2 separate regions of the Homo sapiens genome follow, and region 2 is linked to region 1. A link is a loop called in an ENCODE intact Hi-C map of the cell type or tissue named here. Cell type or tissue: PC-9. All regions are shown on one strand. Each heading gives the region's core, and the rest is flanking DNA. Links, peaks and the distances in the headings are about the cores only. Region 1 holds the start of PAQR5 (progestin and adipoQ receptor family member 5). Region 2 overlaps PAQR5 (progestin and adipoQ receptor family member 5).

What was found. A loop is a pair of places that touch in the nucleus more often than their neighbours do. Peaks named below come from ENCODE experiments on the same cell type or tissue, not always from the same donor. Only the 100,000 strongest peaks of a DNase experiment are listed, where the experiment ranks them.
Region 2: a loop joins it to region 1, with 8 times the contacts of the local background. A loop is called at or near these places in 9 of 110 quality-filtered maps.

Annotation. Positions count from the first base shown.
Region 1 is chr15:69,294,415-69,304,996 of GRCh38, forward strand. PAQR5 (progestin and adipoQ receptor family member 5) reads left to right here and starts at 4,498. Exons shown (of 9, transcript NM_017705.4): 1 at 4,498-4,642. It overlaps PAQR5-DT (PAQR5 divergent transcript), which reads right to left and starts at 4,349. Exons shown (of 3, transcript NR_184010.1): 1 at 4,064-4,349. RefSeq lists an enhancer at 10,522-10,582. In PC-9, for the core only: no CTCF peak of the experiment used is centred there; no DNase peak of the experiment used is centred there; H3K4me3 peaks cover 1,275 bases; H3K27me3 peaks cover 515 bases.
Region 2 is chr15:69,384,576-69,395,157 of GRCh38, forward strand. It overlaps PAQR5 (progestin and adipoQ receptor family member 5), which reads left to right. Exons shown (of 9, transcript NM_017705.4): 5 at 102-307; 6 at 5,079-5,205. Among named protein-coding and RNA genes, the nearest start is that of KIF23, 24 kb to the right of the region's middle. RefSeq lists an enhancer at 3,800-4,444. In PC-9, for the core only: no CTCF peak of the experiment used is centred there; DNase peaks (open chromatin) are centred at 3,856, 6,166 and 6,696; H3K4me3 peaks cover 959 bases; H3K27ac peaks cover 1,714 bases.

The sequences.
Region 1 (10,582 bases), core at 2,608-7,607:
GTGGCTTACGCCTGTAATCCCAGCACATGGGAGGCTGAGGCGGGTGGATCACTTGAAGTCAGAAGTTTGAGGCCAGCCTGACCAACATGGTGAAACCCCATCTCTACTAAAAGTACAAAAATTAGCCAGGCGTGGTGGTACCTGAGTCCCAGCTACTCAGGAGGCTGAGGCAGGAGAACCGCTTGAACCTGGGAGGCAGAGGTTGCAGTGAGCCAAGATAGTGCCATTGCACTCCAGCCTGGGTGACAGAAAGAAAAAAAAAAGCCATGGCCAGACTGTGAGGTGGTAGGAAAGGGAGTTAGAGGGAGGTAAGTCCCCCAACTCAATGTCCCCAGCAAGGACCCTATATGTCTTTACCCTCCTTTCTCCTCCATAACATGACCAGATAGGAGAAGATGCTATAGGAGACCCTCTCTGACACAGTGAGAAGTTGAGGGAAGGATAAAAGGAAGAAACTGACCTTGCTGGATCCCCTTGTGCTGCCAGTGGGGGAAAGACACTGATGTCGATTGAACAGTGTCCCCAAAATGTATGTCCACATCCTAACTTCCTCTACCCGTGACTGTGATGTTGTTTGGAAAAAGGGTCTTTGCAGATGTACTTAAGCTAAGGATCTTGAGATGAGCTCATCCTGACTCCAGTGACTGCTGTTCTACAGAGACGAGAGGACACAGACACACAGAGACAGCATGTGAAGACAGGCAAGATTGTGTGATGCTGCCACGAGCCCAGGGATGCTGGGAACCAGAAGCTGGAAGAGACAAGGAAGGATTCTCCCTCTCAGGGTTATTGTGGTGACCACAGAATGCATTTGGAAGTGGCTTTGTAAACTGCAGAGTGATAAGCCAATTCAATATTTGGAGTTGTGTTTTATCTTCCAAAGGCCTCAGTAAACATTTGTAGAACTGACCAGTGTTGGATTGGGCATGGTGTCTCTTCACAGCCATGGGCAGAGGGACCATAAACGTAGGGGGCAGGGATGGGCAGCGGTCAGAGGGAGCCATGGAAGCTTCAGAGGGAGCACAACTCTGCAATGCCCCGACTTGGGACTTCTGGCCTCCAGGACTGAGAGTAAATAGTTGTCGTTTGAAGGTGCTGTGCATGATAATTTGTCACGGCAACACTGGGAAACCACTGGCAACATGGACCCCTTATCTGGATACAGTGGCAGAAAAGAAAGCTCTGCAAGAAGTTCCCGTAAAGCATGTCCTTGCCCTTAGTGCCCATTTCCTCCTCTGTCAAATGAGGCAAATACTTCCAGCCCTGATGAGATAATGGCCTCATCAGCAGGGCAACTCTGACGGTGTGGGTGAGGCTGTTCTAGGTTTCGCGCTGCCAGGCAGCGCCTCTCTCCTAGCCTCCGTTTTCTCATCTGCCAAGTGGGGCAGTAAGCCCTGCCCTGGTGACTCCATTGCCAAGGAGAGGGGAGGCGTGAGCGGACTTATGGATTGGGGTAGAGTTGGGTGCCAGGGGGCTGAGAACACATGTGAGGGACCTGAATCTTGCCATATTAACTAAGGGCGATGGTTTCTGTAGTACCGTTTCTGCTATCCAACAAGGCCTTGTAAACAAATATAACGTCTGGGCCCACCCAGGAGGAGCTGGTGAGTGCCTGAGGAGTAGATGGCCAGTGGGGATGGGTGAAGAACACATAGAATAGTGACATCTGATATGGCGCCCCTTGAACACACAGGCAAAGGAAGAGATGGGGCATTTTGAGTCACATGGATTGGGGTAGGACTGTTTCCCCCCAAAAAGGCTTTTTGAGTTATGTTGTAAAGATGTCAGAGGGAGACTCACATTTAAGACTGAAGCTCTCCTTCCTTCACACCCTTGCCAGGACTCCCTCTGACCACCCCAATCCCTGCCCCCCTCCGTTTGTGGTCCCTCTGCCCATTGCCATGAGGAGAGTGTCCAATCCAATATCAGTCAGTTCCACAAATGTTTACTGAGCCCTTTGGAAAATAAAACACAACTCCAAATATTAAATTTACTTAGCACTCTGCAGTTTACAGAGCACTTCCAAATGCATTCTGTGGTCACTACAATAACCCTGAAAGGAAAAAAAGATGATTATCTCTCACTCCACAAAAAAGAAACTGAGGGTCAGAGAAGAGAGACAACTTGCTCAAGGCCATTTGATTGGAGGTTGCCTGACTCCTGGAGCTGCTCTTCCCCGTCTCCTTGCTGCCTTGCTGTCATGTCACCTGCTGTCTCACTGGGTCATTTGGGCGTGTGCCCCTCGCACGCCTGTATCTTCCCAACTGGTGTCAGCTCGAAACCCTCTGTGGTCTGCAGTGCTCAGCCTGGCTTTCCAGGTCTGGGCAGCTCCCTCCTTCCAGATCCTGCCTGTGATTCCAGCTCCTTTCCCTTGCTGTACAAAGTTCCCACCTCTGCACTTTGCCTCACTCTTTCTTCCTGCCCACTGGTACGTATCCCAGTCCTTCCCACACTTCAGGTCTCCCTCGGCTGCACAGGAGGCTCAAATCCAGCATAGATTCCTGAAGTCCTGGGTCCAAGTTCTAGCTCTGCTACTGACTTCTTGTGACTGTGTGACCTTGGGCAGGTCACTTTCCCTCTCTGGGCCTCCATTTCATCACTATGAAATAGGAGTGTTGAACACAATACTCTAAATGCATCTCCATGTGGTCTAAGTACCCCCCTCCCCGGCCCCTCCCTGCCCTTCCCCCTCCTCTGATCATCCTGTGTGCTCACCATCCACAATCCCCTCTCCTGGCTCCACATCATTCTCCAAAGGGTTCATGTTCAATCATTCAGTTAGACTTTAAACTCCCTAAGAGCAGAGGAGGGTGATTTTGGCCAAGATATGCAGATCGATTCATCAGTAATCCACTGACCACCTCCATTTAGGTTGGGAGCCTCTTTATCTTCCCTCTTTAGTTTCTTCAAGGTGCACACACAGATACCTACAGCAGGCAGGAATCCAGGTGGGGCACCAGGCATCTCTGCTCACCTTGGCTGCTGGTGGTGGGGTGCCTGCCTGTGCTGTGCATGCTGCAGCTTTGGCAGGGTGGCCAATCAGTCCAGTGCCAGCCTTTGCCTCCCAGAGAATGCTTCACACCCTATTCTTCCCCCAAACCCATCACTGGCCCAGACATCAAAAGCACACATCCCTGTGCTATTCCCCTTCAAAGAGCTTCATATCTAATATCTCACTGAGTCCCCCGACTAGCCTTGGAAAGGCAAAGCAGGGATTATTAATCTCCATTTTGTAGATGGTGAGGGTCTTGTCCAAGGCTACTCTGAATTCAGCATAGAGCTGGGACTGGGCTCCACTCTTGTGTCCAGTCATTCTTGTCAAACTCTGGTCTGTGGAATATACATGCCTGCCTCTGTGTAGGCCCCAGTCTCTTTCCCTTTAAGAACTTGGGTCTGAGAGGACAAGCGCATGTCGCACGCACACACACACGCACATGCATACACACCCTTACAAGATGCACAGCCACCAAAAAGCCTAATAAAGCAAGGTGCCCAAGACCACGGTTCAGGATCCGTAAAAATGGCCGGAGATAATTGACTGCAACCTATTCACTGCAAATGGGGCAACTTGGGCCCACAAAGGGCCAGAGACTTGACCCGAGTCACAGAGTAGACTAGAGCCCAGGTCTCTGGACTCCCAGTCCTGTGCTCTCTCCACTGTGTGTGCCCTCAGCAAACAAGGCAAGGCAGGGAGGAGCAGGAGCTCAGAGAGCCTGGGGCTGAAGGGTGGGAGGAAAGAGCCTGGTGGGGGACTTCGGTCCACAGGTGTGGATGTTCCAACCTTTCTCTGGCAGGGTCGGGGTGGGGGCACCAGGTAGCTGCAACCTGTTCCTTCAGCACCTGGGAGGAGACACAGAGTCTGGTTCCCTGAAGCCAAATGTTTCTTCTTTGTCCTCTGTGTCCCTTCATCTCTTATAGCTGTGTCCACTGAGTGGCAGAGGTCCAGGCCCAGCGCCTTCCAGTCTAGGAGCCTGTGACCTGGGACAGGATCCCTGGGGAAAGGGTGAGGGCTGGCAAAGGGCCCGCCACCCTGAGCACTCCAAGAGACAGGGGTGGAACTCACTTCAAGGATTCAGGGCGGCGAGGATCCTCTCCCACCGGCGAAGCGGACACCGCGGTGGGGCTGCGAGTACCCAGTTGTTGTTTTTTTCTCCTTCCCTGTTCTCCACCCCATGCACTTTTCCGAGGGGCAAGCTCCGCAGTTCTCCCATCAAGGAGGCTCTCCAGGCTCCCTGCCGGCCTTCGGCTCCTGGGGTGGAGGTGGGCGTGGGGTACATGGGCCCTAGGAGAATGGGGTGTGAGAGACTCCCCTGGGCTTATGGCTTTGGTGGCACCTCAGGCTGTGGAATGGGGTGGCGAGTCTTTGGAAGTCACAGAGCCCAGGGTCGGTGGCACGTGATGAGGCGCAGGCCTGGCTCAGGGGGTGGTGCCCACGGCCCTCGGCTCCTCCCCCGGGGCCGCCCCGCCCCGCGCGGGAGGGGACGGGCGGGGACCGGCATGGGTAGGCGCGGCGACCCGCAGGGCCAGGTGCAGGGCCCGCGAGTCCGGGGTCGCCGCAGCCCGGGAGGAGTGTCTGGTCTCCGGCCTGCCTGTGCTGTCCCCGCGCCCTGTCCACTGGACTCCCGAGACCCTTGGAACCCAGGTAACCCGGGGCGGGACTCCCCGCCGCGCGCCGCCTCCCCACCTCCCGGTCCACGCGCACCCGCCCTCCGCGGCAGCCCCAGCCGCCCTGCGCCCGTGGAGCCCGTTGAGCCTGGGTGGCCGCTCCGAGGGCGGGTCTGGGAAAGTTTGTGCCGGGGCGGCCCTGATCCGGCGGCGGCGCGGCTCGGCCACTTTCACCGCACGCGGGGCCGGTGTGAAGGTGGGGCGGCCGCCGCCGTGCAGAAGGCTCTCTGCTGCAATCGAGGGCGGTGAGGGGAGCTGTTGCCTTCTCGCACCTTTTCTCTCACTCTCCAGGGCGTTTGCGCCGCTTATCCTTCCTCCACCGCCCCCCTCCCGCCGCCCCCACTTTAATAAAACCCTTGGATTGGGGCTGCACAGTTGGCGATTTCTTTACACCTGTGCTTCCCGCCTCCTGAGCCCAGATGTGAGCCTGGGCTGAGCAGGACCGTGTGGGTGAGGGGCGGCCCACTGCCTGCGGGGGTCGTCCCGGCCCTGTTGAAGTGGGTGCCCAGCTACAGGGAGTTCCCCCTGCTCTGTCATTGGCCTCCCCCCGGCCACAGCCCCCAGCTGGGCATCTCCTGGCTCCCCTAGCACTTCCCAAGTCCTAGTCGGATGAGCCCAGGAGAGGGGGTGGACCCCGGCCCAGCAGAACAAGAACTCAGGAGCCCGGTAACTCTTATCCGTGAGCAGAACCGGCTTCCTCCCGCTTAGGTTGGGAGGAGGGCTCAGCTTAGTGGGAGTCGGGGGTGACAACTGCCCCTTCCCACGCAGAGCCATAGAGAAGAGATGGGGAGAGGTCAGGGGATCTGAGAAGAGCTAGCAGCCAAAAAGGGACACATCCCTGATTTCATTTGAACCTAACAAACCAATGGCGAGTAGATATTAACACATGGGCAGATGAGAAGACAAGGAGGCCCAACAAAGCTCAGCCATTTGCTGGAGAAACTGGTGGGCTTTTCTCCACCACTGAGTGGCGGGTTTCCCACCGCATCCTTCCAGAGCTGCATGGTCGCTTCTGCATTCTTGCAGTGCCCTTGACTCAGCAGAGGTTTGTTTCTTTTACCCCACTCCCCACCCCCCTAGGTTCTGCCTGTGAAAGAGGTTCAGGGGAGAGGGCACCTCCAAGCAGACACAAACTCCAGTCAGTAAGGTCCTCCAAGAGCCAGCCAGAGCCTTGCTAAGCTCCCAGAACTGCAGGAGGGCAGGGACCTGCTTTGTTCCCTGCAGGGACCTGCTTTGTTCCCTGCCGTAGCAATAGTACCTGGCACACGGAAGGTGCTCTGCGAGAATGGAATGATTAGCCTGCAACAGCAAAGCTTCTTTTCCAACTGCCTTATCTCTGCCCTTGGCAAGCAGAAAGGGCACTCTGAAAAGTTGGATCAGAAAGGTGTCCAGCCCCACCACTGAGATCCCTTGGCACCCTTACCCACGTGGGGCAACATTTTCCCCTTACACCAAGAGTACATCCTTAATCCCGTATGCTTTTCTTTCTTTCTCTTTCTTTCTTTCTTTCCTTCTTTCTTTCTTTCTTTCTTTCTTTCTTTCTTTCTTTCTTTCTTTCTTTCTTTCTTTCTTTTCTTTCTTTCTTTCATTCTTTCTCTTCCTTCCTCCCTCCCTCTCTCTCTCTCTTTCTTTCTTTCTTTCTTTCTTTCTTTCTTTCTTTCTTTCTTTCATTCTTTCTCTTCCTTCCTCCCTCCCTCTCTCTCTCTCTTTCTTTCTTTCTTTCCTTCTTTCCTTCCTTCCTTCCTTCCTTCCTTTAGTTCGTTTTCTTTCTTTCTTTCTTTCTTTCTTTCTTTCTTTCTTTCTTTCTTTCTTTCTTCCTTCCTTCCTTCCTTCCTTTCTCTCTCTCTCTCTCTCTCTCTCTTTCTTTCCTTCTTTCTTTCTTTCTTTCTTTCTTTCTTTCTTTCTTTCTTTCTTTCTTTCTTTCTTTCTTTCTTCTTTCTTTTTGACTGAGTCTTGCTCTATTACCCAGGCTAGAGTGCAAGGGCGAGATCTCAGCTAACTGCAACCTCCGCCTCCCGGGTTCAAGCAATTCTCTTGCCTCAGCCTCCCGAGTAGCTGGGATTACAGGCGCCTGCCACCAAACACAGCTAATTTTTGCATTTTTAGTAGAGACAGGGTTTCACCATGTTGGCCAGGTTGGTCTCGAACTGCTAACATCAGATGACCCACCCGGGTTGGCCTCCCAAAGTGCTGGGATTGCAGGCGTGAGCCACTGCACCCAGCCCCCATGTGCTTTTCCAGAGAGACAGAGGACTTTCACTTTACCCTTGTCCCGCCAAGGAGAGGCCGAGGCTGGTGGGTTCCATGCCAAGCTTGGCTCTACCCTAGACTGAGGCAGAGCAACTTTGTCCCTTTACGTAGAATTCTTATGCATCCCTCTGGGGGTAAGAATTGGAATTGGAATTATTTGGAAACTTTAATCTTCATTGTCTCCTCTCTCTCCTTACCACTCCATGGGGCAGCTATGTATTGAGGGAAGAGAAGGTGCTTTTCTGGGCCTCAATTTCCTCATCTGTAAAATGAGAGCAACAGACCCTGTGTGGTTTTAGGAGATAGTAAGTGGTTCCAAAGGACTCTGTGGGCTGCAAATCAAACTGTAAGAGCGGATTGTTATTTTCTCATGTGTATTAGCCTGGCCTCCCTGGTTGGCGGTAAGTCCTTTCTCAGCATCTTGGCATCCCTCATTCATCCTGAGTACACAGAAGGTTTACAAGACATGTTTTCAAAAATGATCCGTACAGGAAGAGAAAAATTGTGAATTCATAAGAAATGGGGGGAGATTTTTTTTTTTTTTTTTTTTTTTTTTTTTTTTTTTTTAGCACAGTGTTAGGAGTCAAGAATGGTGGCAGGAAACTGGGCAGGGCCATGCGTGAGTACAGGGACAGCTCTCAGGGGTGGTGGGGGTGGTAGGTTTGTGCATGGGCTTGAGCCCCAGTCTGTCTCTCAGCGGCTTCCTCCAGGAAACAAAACTGACCAACTCCGGGTTGGTCAGATATATATATTTGAGACAGGGTGTTGCTCTGTCTCAACAGAGCAGGCTGCAGTGCAGTAGCATGATCTCAGCTCACTGCAACCTCCGCCTCCCGGTCTCGAGCTATCTTCCTCACCTCAGCCTCCTTAGTAGCTGGGACTATAGGCATGCACCACCGTGCCCAGCTAATTTTTGTATTTTTTGTAGAGGTGGGGTCTCACTATGTTGCCCAGGCTGCTCTCGAACTCCTGAGTTCAAGCGATCTGTCTGCCTCTACCTCCCAAAGTGCTGGGATTACAGGTGTGATCCACCATGCCCAGCCAGAAATGGGGACTTTCAAATTCCTCTCCCTCCCTCCCCATGTAAGGGGAGGGGACACCCCACCATGCAGGGGAGGATCAGTAGGAGGGAAGGAAGGGTCTGAGAGCCCCTGTAGTTGGAGGTGGCCAGTGTCTTGTTCATCGAAGGCCAGGGCAAAGTGAGGGATGTAGAAGAGTCACTGGCAGTGCCCTGAGGATGCTGCCCACCTTGCTTTGAAGAAATCCACCCCTCAGTCAGGACTTTTGGGGCCCTGCCAGGAACCCTGTGTGACCCCTGGACTCCTCAGCAGACCCAGGTGTCTGCCTTTGACTTGAGGACAGGCCAGCACACCTGGGGTTAGTCAGTTCTGTTTCCTGGAGGAAGCCGCTGAGAGACTGACTGGGGCTCAAGCCCGTGAACAAACCCACCATCCCCACCACCCCTGAGAGCTGTCCCTGTACTCACGCATGGCCCTGCCCAGTTTCCTGCCACCATTCTTGACTCCTAACAAGGATGCAGCAGAGTAAGAGCTTTAGACCCAGAGTCTCTAAGCTGGACTAATCCTTAGCAGCCATGTCCCCCTGCTTCTTCTTTGCTTCATTTTCCATGGCTCACATCCCCTTCTGATGGCCTATAGATTTCACTCCTTAATCTTGTTTGCCATCTGTCCTCCCTGTTAGAATAGCAGCTCTGTGAGGGCAAAGCCTTTTGTCTCTCTCGTTCCATGGTCTCTCCCAAGAGATCAGAGTGTAGTAGGTGCTCAGTTAACACGTGCTGAGTAGATGAACACATCCAATGCACCATTTCTCAGTATACAGATGGGGAGACTGAGACCCAGAGGCGAGGAGTGACTCTTGGAGGCAGAGCTGGAGCTTTTCCTAATTAGACTCAAGTTAATTCAAATTTGGGTCTCTGTCTCCCACTTTGAATTACCTTGGTTGCTAGGGGTGCTTAAGAGGCCCTTGGCAAGAACCTTCAGGCCAGCTGCCTCCAGAGTTACCCAAAGGGGCAGCTCCCAGACTGAATGGACAGCCGCCACATGAGGCGATTGGTGAGTTCCAGGAAGGAGTCATCCCCACCAGACCTCCATCCTCAAAGAAAACCTCCCAGGGTTGCTCTCCCAAGGCAGCCAATTCCTCTGCTAGTGAGTTCTCTCTTGGTGAAAATAGTGCCCTCTTCAGGCAGCCTTTTAAAATTCCCCAGTGCAATTAAAAAAAAAAAAAGCACATCCAATCAATCAATCAATCAATCAGTCAGTCAATCAATTCTCCAGTGCACTGGAGAACTAAGGAAGTCCAAAGCCAGGCTCCAGGCAGCCGTGGGAGAAGGAGTGGCATTCCCATGGACTTGGGCTAGGGATAACCGACCAGTCTGAGAAATGCAGCCAGAGGCCCAGGGAAGCCTTGGGGTTCTGAGGCCTCACTTGGGAATCTGGCAAGAGAGCCTAGAGGCCACAGTGCTCAGCACGCCCCCCACAGAGGAGCAGATCTTGTGCAGGCCTCTACATTCCATCCATGGGGAGCTTTGGCTTTTTTCCCCAAGCCCAGCTGTTGACCCCAAACATCTTTTTCCATCGTCATTGTGGTTTGCCAAATTCAGGGTTAGAATGCACCTGAACCTTGGAGCTGGGGGAAGGACTCCAGAAATTAGGCCTTGAAGGATATGTAGGAGTTTTCAAGCTTGTTGGAAAAATTAGGGAGGAAGGAGACAGGCAGGTGAGGGAGCAGTGATAATGCTTTGCCTGAAGAAACAAATCTGTAATGGGGCCTTCTTCTGTGACTGAGGCCATTGTAGGCCCTTCCCTACCCCCCCATCCTTGTCCCCAACCACCTTCGATGGGCTCCCTGCTCCTGAAGAGGGTGAGGCCCTGACCTAAGACAGAGCTTCATGCACTACTGCCCTGGCCTTCTCTTTATTACCACTGTTACTACAAGTTTGCTGACTTTCAGCCACAGTGGATGGAAAAGTACGCCTGTTGCAACATGACGTGAGTCAGTTGTTCATAAATAATGGGATTGCACCGTCAGCTCTGATGCCCTGGTGTCTGGCCCACAGTTGGAGACATGGTGTTGGCTCCTTGGAGAAAAGGGTAAGGGTGACTCTAGACATCAGTTTGAAATTATGCAGGATGGCAGTGAGGATCCAGCAGGTGCGAGAGCTACAATCATTTTTGGCATCTAGGAAAAAAGATAGTGCCCCCAAATCAGTGATCCAAGGTTTAATTCTCACCCATGCCCTGTCCTCCGATCCAGGTTTTGCCTTACACAGTCTTCCTCTCTTCTGACCTTGACCTCAGCCAGGACCACCCCCAGCATGCTATGGACTTAAGGGGTGAGTTTTGCCCAAGCCTCAGACAGGGTCATTCTGCCTGGACACACCACAGCCCCTTCAGACAGTCTTCCTCTGATTATCTGGGAACCCTTTGACCAAGATGGTCAGGTTCACCTTGGTGGGATTCATTTGGAGCCTGCCAGAGACACAGAGACCAACTATGATAGCTTCTAGACCCCAGAGTCCCAAATTCAGCCACTCCACTAGCTTGCCACTTGTTTTGGAGTTGATCACTGCACTCCTGGGAGCTGAAGACTAGTGTGGCTGGTAGAGAGCCTTGGATTCTAATTCTGACATTATCTAATGCATAGTGTG
Region 2 (10,582 bases), core at 3,049-8,048, 91 kb after region 1:
TGTTCATGGTGGAAGGTGAGCGGGTCCTCTGTGTTCATGGTGGAGGGTGAGCGGGCCCTCTGTGTTCATGGTGGAGGGTGAGTGAGCCCTCTGTGTTCCAGGTTCTTTGCATGGAGGTTTGTGACTGCACTGTATATGACAGACATCAAGAATGACAGCTACTCCTGGCCCATGCTTGTGTACATGTGCACCAGCTGCGTGTACCCACTTGTGTCCAGCTGTGCGCACACCTTCAGCTCTATGTCCAAGAATGCCCGGCACATTTGCTACTTCCTGGACTATGGTGCCGTCAACCTCTTCAGCCTGGGTATGTGAGGCCTTGTTCTTGCTTTCCTTCCCCTGCAACCGGGCTGTTTGCCCCTTCTCCTGTGAGCTAGGGTCACCAGAAGGCTTTGATGAGTTTGCAGAAGAATCCAGGGATTATGCCAGTGCCCCTGTCCAGGTTCCCAATGGGTGTTTTATAAGAAACTGTCCATAAGCATGCTGCTAAATATTTAGCCACTGGCTCTGTGGGGACAACAGCCCCGATCTGCAGTGTTGCCAGTTTCTGTGGTGTAAATCTTCCCATCATGTCCAGCTTCAACCTACTAACATGACATCACAGAACACAAGGGTGGGAAGAGATATGCGTAGCACACTATTACAGAAATTCCACCATGCAGATACAGTAGATGTAGTCATTGAGTACTCAGTACTTTTGTTAATATGATTTATTTAATTGCAAGTTTCTGTGATTTAATTTTTAATGATGGCTGTGTTCAGCACTCAGCTCTCTCACAGGCCAGAATGAACTGACTCCAGTACATCAGTGCTGGTCTCTGTCATGCCAGGCAAGAAGAGGAGGGTGAGGTCATGAGCCTCGTATATCCAGAGGCTTAGCACAATCAGAGAGATGCTCAGAGTGTGCGGGAATAGATCAGCAACCTAAGCTGGTGAAATTCGGTGCTGACCGCCCCCTCTTCCTTGTCTTTTTCTTTGACTATGATGCTCCCTCCTCTGGCCTCTTCTCTCCTCCCCTTGTGGGCATGCATCTATCCCTAAGGATATGAGTTCTAGATTCTTCCTCCAGGTCCCATTCTAGGTGAGAAAACCAATTATTGTCTTCCTTGCCCAAGAGGTTGTCCATGAGGAGCCTACCTCCATCCTCTTTCTTCATATACACACGTTCACACTCACACAAACACACACTCATGCACTGACACACACTGACACACACACATACAATGCACTCACACATGCACATACACACACTCACCACATATACACAATACACTTACATGCACACACACACACCACATGCCACATGTACTCACACATTGACACACACACAATACACTCACATACACACACTCACACCACATACACACAATACACTCACATGCACACTCTCAAACACTACACACACACACCACCCATACTGACACACACTACACTCACATAAACACACATCACATACACACAATACACTCACATGCACATACACATACTCTCAGACCCTCCACACACACTCACATCCACATACGCACCACACATGCTGACATATACACACAATACACTCACATACACACTCACACCACATACACACTCACATGCTCATATACGCACACATACTCTCAGACACTACACACACATTCACACACTCACACTCTCACATACATCACACACACACACCACACACACACATCACACACACCACATACATACACACACACCACACACACGCTCACTCACACACTCTCACACACATACACACACACTTTCCCACTTCACTGCCCACTCCTTAGTGCTCTGCTGCCCAGTCCCCAGCATTCACTAGACCGTGCCCCTTTCCGTGTGAGCCAGGCTTACCCTCAGGCTTTGATGGGTTTGCAGAAGAGAGTGGGGAATGTGCGTGCCCCTGTCCAGGGTCCCGGCCTCCTGACTGCCAAGATTGATGCAGGGGTCCTTCAGGCCTCCTCAATGCCCCTCTCTTTCTCTGGTCCCTGTCACATCCCTCCCTCCCTCCCGGATTCCCTCCCACCCTCCGGATCCCCTCTTACCCTCCATGTCCCCCCTCCCCTGGGCTGGCTCCCCTCCTCTGCTTTCTGGCACACATGGGTGGGGAGGCTCAGAAGTGGTCCTTTGACCTCTCCTCTCACACGATCCGGCTCCCCAGAGATCTCCTCCATGCCTACTGCATCTCTTCCACCTCCGGAGAAACCCTGTCTCCAATGTAAACCTCTTACCTGAGGTCCACGCCACCTCAGAGCCATGAGACCAGAACTGTACCTGCTCCCGCCCCTGCCCCTACACCTGCTAGCCCTCTGTATGTCCAACCTGACTGATGGTCGCGCCCCTACTCCTTCTCCTGAGTCAGAAGCCTGACTAATCCTCGGGGTCCCCTTCCTCTCACTCCCCACCCACGCCCACCCTCTGGCCAATTGGTTATTAAGGCCAGGTGACTTCTCTCCTACCTGCTGTAAGCGGCACTGCCCCTTTGTCTTGACTCAGGCCCCGGCCTCTCACTTGCACAGTTATCACAGCCTTCTCCACCTCACCCAGCCCCTGGAGGCTTCCACAACACCTTCTACCACATCACCCTCCCACTGTCAGGGCCCTCATCAGCCAGAAGCAGTCCAGACTGCTTAGCGGGGCGACTTCCTTGGCCCTCGGTTGCCCGCCCCGGACTTGTTTTGATAAGTGTGGGCATTTCTGGAGTAATCGCTGCATGGCAAGCCCTGGTCCAGGCCCCTGACACACACCCCTGAGGGGCCACACCACACCATGTTTAATGGTCCAGGTGCTGGCACCTGATTCCACCACCCCTAACTGTTAGAGGTTCCTGTGCAAGTTTCATAACCCTGCCAAGCCTCAATTCTTTCATCCACAAAATGGATGTAATATCTTCTTTGTGGGTATGTTCTGATGATTAAATGTGTTTTAAATGAGGCTCAGAGCCTGGCCTTAGTCGGCATCTGAGGGCAGCCATTACCACGATGATCTTGTTAACCGTGGCAGCAGTCCCTGAGGTAGGTCCTAGTGTCATATCCATGCGTAGGTGAGGACAGTGAGGCACTGTGGAGGTAAGTGACAGGTCACACAGCTGTGCATGGCAGAGCCAGAGTGAGGACTGAAGCCCATGTGGTCCACCACCAACCTGTCCCCTGCCTTCCTCCATCACGGGCCTCACTGTCTGTCTGTGTAAGAGTTCCTCTTGTTGCCATGGTCTCCCTTCTCTGTATCCTCCCATAGGCCATTCCCCAGAACTCCCTCTTCCCTTCCCTGCAGGCTGCACCACGGGAGCCTCAGGGGCCCCTGCCCTGTGCCCTTCCTCCAACCCCCAGACCTGGATATACCCCCACCATGATTCTTCTGATCCCCAGCCTGCCAGCCATGCTGGCACACCTCCATTGCTGAGAACAACTCCGGAGCACAGAAGATGCTTCCAATCTGTTTTTCTAGCCCATAGCCCAGTGCTTGATGTGGGGAAGTGTTCAGGAAACACGGAAGGAACATCTAGTCCACTGAGAGAGCCATTGATTCCATCTGGGACTCCCGGCTCCACCCTCTGCCCCTGCCTCCCTCCTCCCTCCCTGTCAAAGCCCTCAATCCCACCAGTGTAGCGCCCTCCTGCCACCTCCCAGGCTTCCAGGGGTTCCTCCCTCAGGCCATCCTGTGTGCTTTCACTAGGTTTTGGTCATCAGAATCCTTCAGTGGCTCCCTTAGTGCCTGAAAGAGGAAGTTTCCTTTCCTTAGCCTGCATCCAAAGCTGAAAGCCTCCCTGCCCTCAGGCTCTTGTCAGAATCCGGGATGACCTACCAGGCTTTGTTCCAAGATCAGCTCCTGTGCCTTGTGCTCCACCCATCCCGAAAGCCTGCCCCACACTGGAACCTGACTCAGGCTCTGGTCTTTTGCTTCTGGCTGCGGTTCTGGGCAGGGTCAGAAGCTCCCTGGCTCTTGCATGGCCCACAGTTTGCCCCAGTTGGCATCTGCTGAGCGAATGCATCCCAGTCCAGCAGGGAACCCCCTCCCAGTATGGGGCCAGACAAAGGGCTTGCCTGTCCCTCTGGAGGCAGCTTCCCACTGAAATCTCGCGGGCTGCCTGCTGCAGCTGGGAGTATGGGACCAGGAGGCTTTGGTGTTCACCCTCTTTGCCTGTGTGGCCAGCTTTGCTAGATCCACCTGTCACTGGGATAAAAGACAGATCAACCTGTATGGCCCAAAGCCTTGTTCAGCCCTGAGCTAGGACTCCACAATTCCTGATGTCTTTGGAATGACAGGTGACCTAGGCATGGCCATCAGGCCTTGGGCTGCCTCCCTTAGGGGAGACCTCAGGAGGTGAGGGTGCAGGTCCAGGCCCATCTCCCCAGCTGAAGCACACCTGGCCCCTTTGAAAAGGACAGTGATCTCCCCTGCTCTTCCAAATAAATGCTTCAGCAAAAAGGTCGCTAGAAGGTCCTTAAGCAACCCTTCTTTCACAAACTTCAAAACCTAAAACACAACGCAACACCCAACCTCTCAGCTGGTCTGTCTCCCAGCTGCTGCTATGACATCCTCGTCTCAGCAAGGGCCCTCCCTCCAGCACTGATCTTTCTACCAGGAGCACCCATGTCCCTGGGCAGGTGAGATGTGCACACTCTGAGTAGAGCTCAGCTCGCTGGGTCTGTCGTCATGGACCACAGCATGTGGCTAAAGCAGGGACTGTCACTAACCTGTCTGGGTTTGAAACCCATCTTTGTTAACTCTCTAGCTGCAGGACCCTGGGCGAGTGATTAAACCTCTCTATCCCTCTGCTTCCTATCTGTACAATGAGGATAAGTGCAGAGTTATGAAGGAGGATGGTTGAAGTATTATGTGAGGTCATACATGTAAAGCCCTTGGAGCAAAGCTGGGCTCACAGTAAATTCTCAGGATGGGATTTGGGTGGGCAGAGAAGAGAAAGCAGGACATCCTAGAAGGGGGAATGGCACCAGCGAGGGCGCAGAGCCAGGACTGTGGGAATGATAAGGGCCAAGCCAGATGCTGGGGACAGTCTTTGCAAGGGGCCCATGTGGTGCCAAGGCCTGGCTCCTCTCCCAAGGCTGGCTTTTCTTCCCCAGGCTCAGCCATTGCCTACTCTGCATACACGTTCCCGGATGCGCTCATGTGCACCACTTTCCATGACTACTACGTGGCCCTGGCTGTACTGAACACCATCCTCAGCACAGGCCTCTCCTGCTACTCCAGGTACTGGTCGCTCTGACCTCAGATGGGAGGGGAGGGAGGGTCTTGCATGCAGCTCCCTGCACTCTTTGAGGGAGCCGGGGAAGAGGTGGGCTCAATGGAAAAGGTGCTTGGGAACCTAGGACTCCGTTCCAGGTGGACTTCCTATGCTGGCAAAACCAGCTTCCTGGGCACGCAAGCTCCAGGCCTCCATGCTCAGAGAGTCTCATACTTGGTTTAATACTCTGCTGCCTTTTTTTGTTTTTGTTTTTGTTTTGAGACAAAGTCTCACTCTGTCACCCAGGCTGAAGTGTGATGGCACAATCTTGGCTCACTGCAACCTCCGCCTCCTGAGTTCAAGCGATTCTCCTGCCTCAGCGTCCCATGTAGCTGGGATTACAGGCACCCGCCATCACGCCCAGCTAATTTTTGTATTTTTAGTAGAGACAGGGTTTCACCATGTTGGTCAGGCTGGTCTGGAACTCCTGACTGCAGGTAATCCACCCACCTTGGCCCTCCAAAGTATTGGGATTACAGGCGTGAGCCATGGTGCCTGACCTGTTTTTTATTTATTTATTTATTTATTTATTTATTTATTTATTTATTTTTTTGAGACAGGGTCTCTCTCTGTGGCCCAGGCTGGAATGCAGTGGTGCGATCTCAGCTCACTGTAGCCTCGCCTTCCTGGGCTCGTCTGCTGCATTCTTAATAATTTGTAATAATTTTTGAACAGGGAGGTCCCTGCTCTTTGATTCGGTACAAGGCTTTACAAATTATGCAGCTGGTTCCATTTGCTGGACAAGTGGCTTATCCACCCTGAACTTCAGTTTGCTCATCTATAAAATGAGGCCATTACAAATACCCCTAAGACAAATGGAAGGATTACAGGTAATGTACCCAGGACACTTAGCACAAGCCTGGCACAGAGGAGATGTCCCATAAATGTGTGGTCACTAATGGTGACTGGGTGTGTCTGCCTCTGGGCATATGTGATGGATGATGGTGTTATTCAAATGCCCTATGCATCCCTCATCAGTGAGTCAGGCCCAGCTTACGCGCTCTAATTCCCACTGTTTTTTTTTTTTTTCTTTCAAGAAAACTCATGGGGGTGTGAGTGCAGAGAATGTTGTTATGGGGATAACTACACCAATTTATTCAGCTCTTTGTAGAAGTGAACTGCCTGAAAGTTCCTTTTCCCTAAAATACTCAGGAAATCTCCCAAATGGTTGTGTTGGGGTGACAGCCCTGGCTGAATAGGGCCAAGGCTGGTACTTTTGGGCTGGGGGCCTTTCGTGCTGGTCAGGAAAGGTAAGCTGGCAGGTACATCTGAGTTCTCTGTCCTCCCGCAATGGCAACTCCAGCGAGCCAGTGGAGTCTCCCTGCCTCCACTTGCCCCCCTCTCCCCAGGAAAAAACAGGCAGGTGAGATATGCCCCATCTGGTAACTTCTCCAGAATGATTTTGTCTCCAAATTCCTTTGGGTGACACTTGGGATGTGTGGGGCCAGCAAGTTTCACAAGGGAGAGCAGGCAAGTTTCACAAACAGGACAAACCAGTTTTTTTGTTTCTGTTTTTTATTTTTAAATGGAAGGATAGATTCTGAAACAGCATTGGGAATACTTGTTCCAATTCGCCTTCCATTCACCTGCGCTAAGGTGGGTTGGAAGTGTGGAGCTGCCTTCCATGGGAGTGAAAGTCTGTTTCTAGGAGTCCCTGCCGTGGATGAAGGGAGGTATAACAGATATAGAACAGTAATAACCCTGCGGAAACAAGTCCAGCAGAGATGAAGCAAGCCCCGGAGACCTGGGTGCATGGGCTTGTGGACTGGCCATGGTCCAGGAACCTGGACACTCTTGGACCTGGTCCTTGGACCAGTCACTGCCCCATCTGGTTCGCTCTCCTAGGGCTGTGTGGCTCTGGCGTTTGAAATTTAGGATTAGACAGGGAGAGTACCACAGGTTGAGGGGGCAGAGGAGGAAGAGAAGGCTTCGTGAGTGTGGAAGAAAGTCTCCAGAGTGAGGCTGGGTGCAGTGGCTCACACCTGTAATCCCAGCATTTTGGGAGCGCCAGGTGGGTGGATCACCTGAGGTCAGGAGTTCAAGACCAGCCTGGCCAATGTGGTGAAAACCTGTCTCCACTAAAAATACGAAAGTTAGCTGGGTGTGGTGGCAGGTACCTGTAATCCCAGCTACTCAAGAGGCTGAGGCAGGAGAATCGCTTGAACCCAGGAGGCAGAGGTTGCAGTGAGCTGAGAGCATGCCACTGTACTCCAGCCCGGGCAGTGGAGCCAAGAAAAAAAAGAAATTGTCTCCAGAGTGAATGATCCAAGATGGCTTCCCCATGAGCTCATAATTCAAATTCTTAGAACACTTGCTGGTTTTATTTTATTTTTTTTTGTTTTAAGTAGAGACAAGGTTTCGCCATGTTGGCCAGGCTGGTCTCGAGCTCCTGACCTCAGATGATCCACTCTCCTCAGCCTCCCAAAGTGCTGGTATTACAGGTGTGAGCCACCCTGCCCAGCCTAGATTACTTTCTTCTAGCCAGGAGTCTTCCCTGATGGTTCAGATATAACGGATGGGGTCTTTTGGATGTGGCATGCCTGGTGTCTTTGGAGGAACTTATCTGTCAGGGCAGCTTTGCCAGACATCTCCTGGGTGCCTGAGTTTGGGGGCTTCTCCCTTTGCCAATGAAATGGGTTATTTATTTATGGAGTACATCTGTGCCTATTCCATCTATCCACCCATCTACACACCCGCCCACCCATCTAACATTCCTTAAATGCCTGCCATACTCCAGGTACCACGTTAGGAGCTGAGGGTGCCAGAAGGATGCCCTTGCCTTCAGAGAGCACCCAGTGCCATAGGAGAGACAGACTGCAGATGCCCCCAGAGGTCCATGAGGCCATGATTTCCGTTAGAGTGTAGCAGGAGGGAGTGTAATGTAAACAAATAATGATAAGGCAGAATGACACCTGCCGGTATACACAGGGTTCTGAGAAGTGGCTTTAGGACTGGATATTGAAGGAGGTAGAACACTTTAGCTGAAGAGGAGGACATAGCAACCAGCCAGGACAAGGATGAGGACTACAGAGAGGGTGGGCCAGGGTGGGGAAGCAGCAAGGTGTGTTAGAGCTGCCAGAGTCTGCAAGAGTAGATGGAGGAGAGCAGCTACAGAGGGGCTTGGATGGTGGGCTGGGGGCCTGTGGGTCCTATGAGGACTGGCCCTTTGCTCATGAAGGATGAGAATCTCTTAGGGAAAAAAAAAAATCCTACGCACTCAGCTTCCATGCCCTGAGGGGTTTCCAGGCATATTAGCAGCAACTGAAGTGGGAGCTGAGGGGAGAGGGAGGTGAGGGGCTATGTTGGAATCAAAAAGGAGGAAGGGGGCACATGCCACACTCTTGCACCCAAAGGTAGAGTGGGCATGTGGCCCTTCCAGTGCCCTTTGTACCTCGTCCTCGCTCCACGTTCCCTGACCCATGGTTTTGCTGCTCTTACAAGGCCTGTCCTCCCCTCTCTTCATTCCCTGTCTCTGCCTTTGGTGTCTGGAGAGTGAGAAAGCTGACTCGTGTGCAGAAGTGATGCTGGCCCTGAGTAATTTCAGAAGAAGTGGGTAGAGAGGAGGGTGTGGGTATCTGGAGGCCTGAATTTCAACCCTGCTCCCCCAGACTTGCTGTATGGCCTCAGGGCAGTCACTGTCCACTCTGGGCCTCAGGGTCTACGTCTTCAATGAGGGCATCTGAGACAATACCCTCTGGGTCCTCTCTGGTTTGGGCATCGTGCAATGTCGATGCCTTAGTGTCTTCTCCAAGCTTCCTTTCCCAGCTGTCTTCCTCCCCCAGGCTCCACCCCTGCCTCTCCCTCCTGCTCCATCCGGCTGCAGTTGGGCAGGAGCGGGAGAGAACCACCTTCCCCTCCAGGGAGGGGAAGACCTCCTGGGGGAGACCAGGAACCTCAGTATTTGCTTGACAGTTATCTGATGCTTGCCCGAAAATCAGGGTTGAAATGGCATTCGTTCCATTACAAGGCAGACCATTAAGGCCAATCTCAACATAGAGAGCTTTGTCGTCCCCTGAGTGGTTTTTGGTTCTTATTGTCATGGACTTTGGTTCAAATGAAAATGTTCCAGAAAACTGCCTTCTCATTCTGTAGCATTTGAGAGGGGAAATGAGAGAATGCGTGCCCTCTTCGTGGTTCTTGGAGCAAGGTGGGGGTGGCCGAGGCCCTGGCCTGCTCATGCCTGCACAGGAAACGGCTGCCACTCCCTTCAGGAATGTCAGTTACACAGCAAGTACTGTATGGACAAATCACTGTCCATCTCCTTCCAGTGCATCCAACCATTGATTGTTTTTTTTTTGTTTTTTGTTTTTTTTTTTTCAAAGAGCTGCTGAGTGAAAAACCTCCTGGTCAGAGCAGTGAGGGCGAGAGATTAATTTTCACCCATGAGCTCTGCTCTAAGGACAGCTTAGAGGCAGTTGCTGAGGCAGTTCAGAGGGGTGGAGCTGACCTGGAAGGGGTTTGAGGTCAGCGCTGGAGGTAGAAGGCTCAGCAGACATGGTTCTCAGACAGAGGCTTGGCCAGAGGATAAAGTGCTGCTATAGCCAGTTAGGGGCATGGGGAAATGTCTACATCCCTGCAGTTCTCCAAAATAAGACAACTCCTACACAATAAAACAACCATAACTACCGCCCCCATGTACACACACACGTGCACTCGTGCGTGCGCCTCTGCAATAGAATGATTTTTCCAAAGGCCCGCTAGTTTCAAGCCCTAGTTCCGGAATTCCAGTTGCCAATCCTTCCAGCTTTTTTGTCAGATTGTGTTGAATCGACCCTTTCTTAACGAAGGCTTCTCCCGTAACCCAGTGTGTCCTGCCAACCTCGTTCTGAGCAGAGACCTCACTTCCTCTATAGCAGCCCCTTAGCCCTCTGGTGCGGGACTGCCCTAAGCCCGAGCAGGCTGGGCTGTGGGGCCGCACGTGGGGCGCCTCTGAGGATGCTGCGGCTGTGGTTCTGCTCTGGCTGTGGCGACATCGCGTGGCCTAATGCGGAACTGCAACTTGGTAGCGGACGGCCCCTCTCCCGAGCTACTGGCCCTTCTGCCTTTTTCTCTCTGTTGCTGTCTCTCTTCTCTTCTGCTTTTTCTCCTTCTCTTTTCCCTCTAGACCCGGCTTTGCAGCTGGAGAGGCTGGTCCGTTTGCCCCTGGGGAAACACTTTATCAGGCCGAGCGAAATGTTGTCTCAAGTCACAGAAAATCCATGCTTTGGGGGATGGCCTTCGCCAGCCACAGCCAGATTTCTTCGCGTGTAAGTGGCCACAGGGGCCCTTTAAGAGCGAGCCTCTCAACCTGGAGACGGCAGGCGGTGGCAGGGCACAGGGCAGGAGGGGGCGGCCTGCCGCGGC